Linked DNA regions of Homo sapiens: region 1 is linked to region 2. The links are chromatin contacts, found by Hi-C or POLR2A ChIA-PET in ENCODE. All regions are on one chromosome and are shown on one strand. Each heading gives the region's core, a stretch centred on a gene start or an enhancer-like site at or near the end of the contact. The rest is flanking DNA. Distances are from core to core; before and after follow the strand shown.

Evidence for each region. A loop is a pair of places that touch in the nucleus more often than their neighbours do. ChIA-PET counts read pairs that join two places held with the same protein, here RNA polymerase II (POLR2A). Pooled maps may share reads with other maps.
Region 1: a pooled map shows a loop between it and region 2 (2.4-fold over the local background). The contact joins the enhancer-like site here to the promoter of PRAC2 in region 2. A Hi-C loop is called at or near these places in 3 of 50 pooled maps. POLR2A ChIA-PET finds 5 or more read pairs at or near these places in 5 of 52 experiments (A673, HEK293T, Panc1 and 2 more).

Annotation. Positions count from the first base shown.
Region 1 is chr17:48,836,260-48,838,959 of GRCh38, reverse strand. The region is part of intron 1 of CALCOCO2 (calcium binding and coiled-coil domain 2); the gene reads right to left. Among named protein-coding and RNA genes, the nearest start is that of CALCOCO2, 6.6 kb to the right of the region's middle. Within about 2 kb of position 1,264, at least 2 of the 41 ENCODE cell types and tissues checked have a DNase peak (open chromatin) inside an H3K27ac peak, as active enhancers do.
Region 2 is chr17:48,721,735-48,724,434 of GRCh38, reverse strand. PRAC2 (PRAC2 small nuclear protein) reads right to left here and starts at 1,250. Exons shown (of 2, transcript NM_001282275.2): 1 at 1,122-1,250; 2 at 1-107. The coding sequence starts at 24. PRAC1 (PRAC1 small nuclear protein) reads left to right here and starts at 1,917. Exons shown (of 2, transcript NM_032391.3): 1 at 1,917-2,117; 2 at 2,536-2,700. The coding sequence starts at 2,043. The coding sequence ends at 2,634. It overlaps MIR3185 (microRNA 3185), which reads left to right; the gene lies at 1-27. RefSeq lists enhancers at 941-1,456, 1,457-1,971.

The sequences.
Region 1 (2,700 bases), core at 15-2,514, 110 kb before region 2:
TAAACAAATCACATGCACTGTTTTCTAAATGACTAGCTGGTCTAACATTTAGTGAGTCCGTAATTCTCAATTTAGGGTTTTACTAGGACATGAAAAAAATATTTCAGTTGTACACAGAAGATGAAGAAAGAGCTATACACATGCAAATACTATATAATATCTTACAAATTCAGCTATTGGTATATGCTGGAAGATTGTGTACACATACAGGCACACATGTAATTGTTATATATATATATATTTTTTAAGACAGAGTCTCGCTTTGTCCCCCAGGCTGGAGTGCAGTGGCGCGATCTCGGCTCACTGCAACCTCTGCCTCCCAGGTTCATGCCATTCTCCTGCCTCGGCCTCCCGAGTAGCTGGCACTACAGACGCCTGCCACCATGCCCGGCCAGTTTTTTGAATTTTTAGTAGACACAGGGTTTCACCGTGTTAGAAAGGATGGTCTCGATCTCCTAACCTCGTGATGAGCCCACCTCGGCCTCCCAAAGTGCTAGGATTACAGACATTAAGGGAGGAGACCACCCCTCATGTTGTCTTATGCCCAATTTCTGTCTCCAAAGAAAAAAAAAGTAAAAACTAAAAGGCAGAAATGAAATCCACAAGCAGACAGCCCGGCGCCACACCCTGGGCCTGGTAGTTAAAGATCGACCCCTGACCTAATTGGTTATGTTATCTATAGATTACAGACATTGTATAGAAAAGCACTGTGAAAATCCCTATCCTGTTTTGTGACGATCTAATTACCGACACATGCAGCCCCCAGTCATGTACCCCCTGCTTGCTCAATTGATCACGACCCTCTCACGCATACCCCCTTAGAGTTGTTAGCCCTTAAAAGGGACAGGAATTGCTCACTCGGGGAGCTCAGCTCTTGAGACAGGAGTCTTGCTGATGCCCCCGGCCTAATAAACCCCATCCTTCGTTAACTCGGTGTCTGAGGAGTTTTGTCTGTGGCTCTTCCTGCTTCAATGTAAGCCACCGCGCCCGGCTGGCACACATATAATTTTTAAAAATAAATAAGTACAATAACCAAAAAAACAAGACCTCCCAAACAACCATAATACTTATTCTAGCCCCATCCTATCTATTTACTGGTTTTACTTTGAAGTCTAAGCAACCAGGCCTGCTCTTCCAACTCCCCAGAAGTCAGTTTTTTCATAAAGAAGGCAACAGGACTTTGGAGCACTAAACTGTCTATTCTTGAAATTGAGTTAAGGAACTAAAAAATGCATTGACTTTCTGGTTTGTGACACAGTTTAGCCACATCCTCAACCTCAAACCTCAAAAGTTTTTCTTTCCATTTTTTTTTTTTAGACAGAGTTTCGCTCTGTTCCCCAGGCTGGAGTGCAGTGGCGGTATCTCAGCTCACTGCAACCTCCGCCTCTGGGGTTCAAGCAATTCTCCTGCTTCAGCCTCCTGAGTAACTGGGACTACAGGTGCACGCCACCATGCCCAGCTAATTTTTTGTATTTTTAGTACAGAGGGGGTTTCACCATGTTGGCCAGGCTGGTCTTGAACTCCTGACCTCAGGTGATCCACCCACCTCAGCCTCCCAAAGTGCTGGGATTACAGGCATGAGCCACCATGCCCGGCTCAAAAGAGTTTTTCAACGGTGGGGGAATGTTCACATTCCAGTCTAGGTCAAGATTTTTCCCTATAATAAACTGTTACCTGTGTACAATGAGGGTTTCTCTTGGATGCTATGAGAGAGTGGGCAGGGAGGTTTCTCAGCTTGCAGACCCTTTATTTCCAAGTGGTCTACCGTCATATGGAGGCCAGCATATCCCTCTGTCCTAAGCCTGGAGCACCAATTTATCTGTGCGTGTAAAATTACTTAACTTGTCCTTTGCGGATCATGAAGAACACTCAGATAAGAGTGTTCTGAGTGTTCTTCTGAGTGCTGCGTGTGGTAGCTCATGCCTGTAATCCCAGCACTGGGAGGCCAAGGCAGGCAGATCACCTGAGGTCAGGAGTTCAAGAGCAGGCTGGCTAACATGGTGAAACCCCATTTCTACTAAAAATACAAAAAATTAGCTGGGTGTGGTGGCATGCATCTGTAATTCCAGCTACTCAGAAGGCTGAGGCAGAATAGCTTGAACCTGGGAGGCGGAGGTTGCAGTGAGCTGAGATCGCACCACTGCACTCCAGCTTGGGCAATAAGAGCAAAACTCTATCTCCAAAAAAAAAAAAAAAAAAAAGAGTGACTTCCGGGACTGCCCCTCATACGCTGGCCTCCATATGTCAGTAGACCACTTGGAAATAAAGGGTCTGCAAGCTGAGAAACCTCCCTGCCCATTCTCCCATAGCATCCAAGAGAAACCCTCATTGTACACAGGTACCAAGTACCTTATCCCCATTTCTTTTCCTTCACAACACTATCACCATTGTATACATAACACAATGCCTAAGGTGTAGTAATCACTGATTAAGTATTTGTTGGATAAATGAACTAACAAGATATGCACATCATTCATCAAAAAGTAAAAAAGGAAGGGGCTTTGTAGGTAAACAATGGTAAGGGTGACTCTGGGGCTAAGAGTGTGTATGTTTTATTTTTTTAAGCCCTCTTAATTTGTTGTTGACCCTTGGAGAAACTGCTGTTTCTCAGCTTTCTCTTTTCTAAAATAGGGTGAGGAGATGATAATCTCCAAGTGCTAAGTCACTTCTTGGTATGGCTGGTTCAGCTGGCATGGCTGG
Region 2 (2,700 bases), core at 1-2,500:
CAGAGCCATCCGCCTTCTGTCCATGTCTTCTTTATCTTCCTCGCCATAATAATTAGTGGTGTGGACCCCCCCACACACACTTTTTTTCGGATTTACTTGTATGGAACCTGTGCAAAAAATATTTAATTTCGTTTTGTATTAAACGCTTTCATTGGGAATCCCTTCCCAATTTTAGTCTCCCACCTATCCCTGGACGACCACATTGAAATCTCTCACTTATTTGTGTTTAAATCACAACAAAATCTACAAACCTATATTCGCCTGCAGATATTTATTTTTACATAAGGGCTATGTTAAGCTACAGGAGGAAATGTTTTGCTTACCATTCGGACAAACGTGTGAACACAATGTCACAATAGGTGAATCCAGACAATGAGCTCACAGACGAATAAACGCAGAGGCACACACATATACTCCGGAAAATAAGCAGGGCGCCTTTTCACTAACAAGGCGCAATTGTACCCTGAGCTGCCCTCCAGACCGTTCCCCTCCCTCAGAGCCAAACTCCCGCAGCGAATCTCTCAGCAAGCTACGAAATGGGATCACAGGGTCGCGTCTACGCGGGCTCCAGGCCCGAAATAATTTCTAACTCCAAAGCAAGTGGATTTTATTAGGCCTCCAGAAGCCGAATAAGGGAGTAGTGGCGCAATGCGTAGAAACTACCTCCGGAAGCTCTTTTTGAATCTCGGTTCCAGCACCCGCAACGCAGAGCGCGAACCTGAGGCTCCATCTTTCGGGTTTTACTCCGGCTGGCTAGCGCTTCCGGGAACCCTGCGAGGCCGCCGCCAGCCGAGAATCCGCCCCGCCTTCCCTGCAGGCGATCCCTACTCCAAATAGTAGTTCCCGGGCCGGAAGCTGGAAAGCCCTCGAAGCAGGAAAAAGCCTCATCCAGGCCCCCCAGTTCTCGGGAGCAGCTCCAGCTTTCCTTCCCCAACCTAGAGCAAACTTCTCTTCCCTGCAGCTCCCCTCCCCCCCTTCATTAAAGTTATATTGAAGGTGCTAAGTGCTGCACTCTAATTGGGTTTCCTTCAGGGGAGACCCTGTGCCCCCCGGCCCCAACCCGTCCTGTCTAATAGAAATCCCCGAGCTGCAACCGCGAATTAAATAGATGAACTCGTTACCGTAAACTTGCAATAAAGCCCGGAGGCGACTGCTGCGGAGGGGGCAAAAGAAGGTTTCGTTGTTTTTGAAATTTATACCATTCTCACCCTCCCGAACAGTCGCTCTCCAGGGAAGAGGGGAGAAAGCTCGGGAGCGGCCCCGGGCCTCTAGCCCAAAAGCAGGACACCCCGCCCCTCCCCCCAGGCACTGGCCTGGGCCTGAGACAGATTTAAAACATCCAATGAGGAACCGATGCCAGCCTTTCTTCCTCTCTCCCTACCAGTTAGTTCTGTGTAGAGGGGATGAGGGGGAGGGGACGAAGTGGTCGGGGGAGAGTGAGGGAAAGAATTCCACCATTACCTTCTCTCCTCCCCTAAACTGCCCCCGAACTGGGAGGTGCACAGGGGGCAGCAAAAGAGTTTAATCGCCCCTAGAATAATGCTGGCGCCCAGCCTGGGGGGAGGGTCAGGGACTTTGCCATTGAACTTGAAGTTCCAGGCTGGTGGTCTCCACCGCCCCCGCCCCCATTTTCCTAAAAGTTTTATGGGAAGAGGGAGGAAGGTGAGGGGAAGAGAGGACTTCTCTGGCCTTGGGAAAGAGGGAGGAAGCCAATCAGGGGAGGAAGGGCCACAGCAACCAGGAGGTCCAGGGAGATTCGGAGGTTTGCGGGGAGGCGAGGAGGCTGCTGGGAGGAGACACTCCAGCTTTCGCCCCTACTTGCAGCTATGAGGTGGGGAGCCACCAACCGCAGGCCTTCTTACTGAGCCCCGCCCCAGACTCTACAGGGAGAGGGGCACCCAGTGCTGTGCTCCCGTCCTTCCTCTCCTAGCCTAAGGCGTGCAAACAGAGCGCCACTGGGAGGCTGAAACCTTTAGGCCGATGCTTGCTTGCAAGGTCAGGCAAGCTGGATTCTGGTCCCCACCTTTGCAGAGAGAACAGCGATGTTGTGCGCCCATTTCTCAGATCAAGGACCGGCCCATCTTACTACCTCCAAGAGTGCTTTTCTCTCTAATAAGGTAAACTGATCGGTGGGCCAAGGGCGTTATCGACGGATCGCTCAGTATGGTAGCTGCATCAGGAGGCCCTGGGAGAGGGTCTCCCAGGAATTTGGGAGCCTTCAGAAGTTTTGGGAAACAAGGGAAGGGTGAGCAGCAGGCTTTCACCGATACCACCTGGCGGGAGCACCTACTCGCGGTTCCTGGAGAGACCGGCAGCCGCCCTGGGCAGAAAGGGACAAAGAAAATGTTTCGCAGCACGCGGGACCTGCAGGACCTAGGCGGGGGAGAGGCTTGGGAGTGGGAACTAGCACCCGCTGTAAGGTCTGCCATAAGACTTAATGTTTGTCTCCAATGGGATGGAGTCCTGGCATAAGCAAAATTAATATTGATAACGTTATTATTATTTAAAATTTGTAAATATTGTAAAATATTTTAGAAAACATCTACTTTGAAACATCTACTGGGCGAGACCAGGAGTGATGGCTCAGCCTGTAATTCTGGAATTTCGGGAGGCCGAGGCAGGAAGATTCCTTGAGCACAGGAGTTCCAGACCAGCCTGGGCAATGTAGCAAGACGCTGTCTCTATTTATACAATAAAATT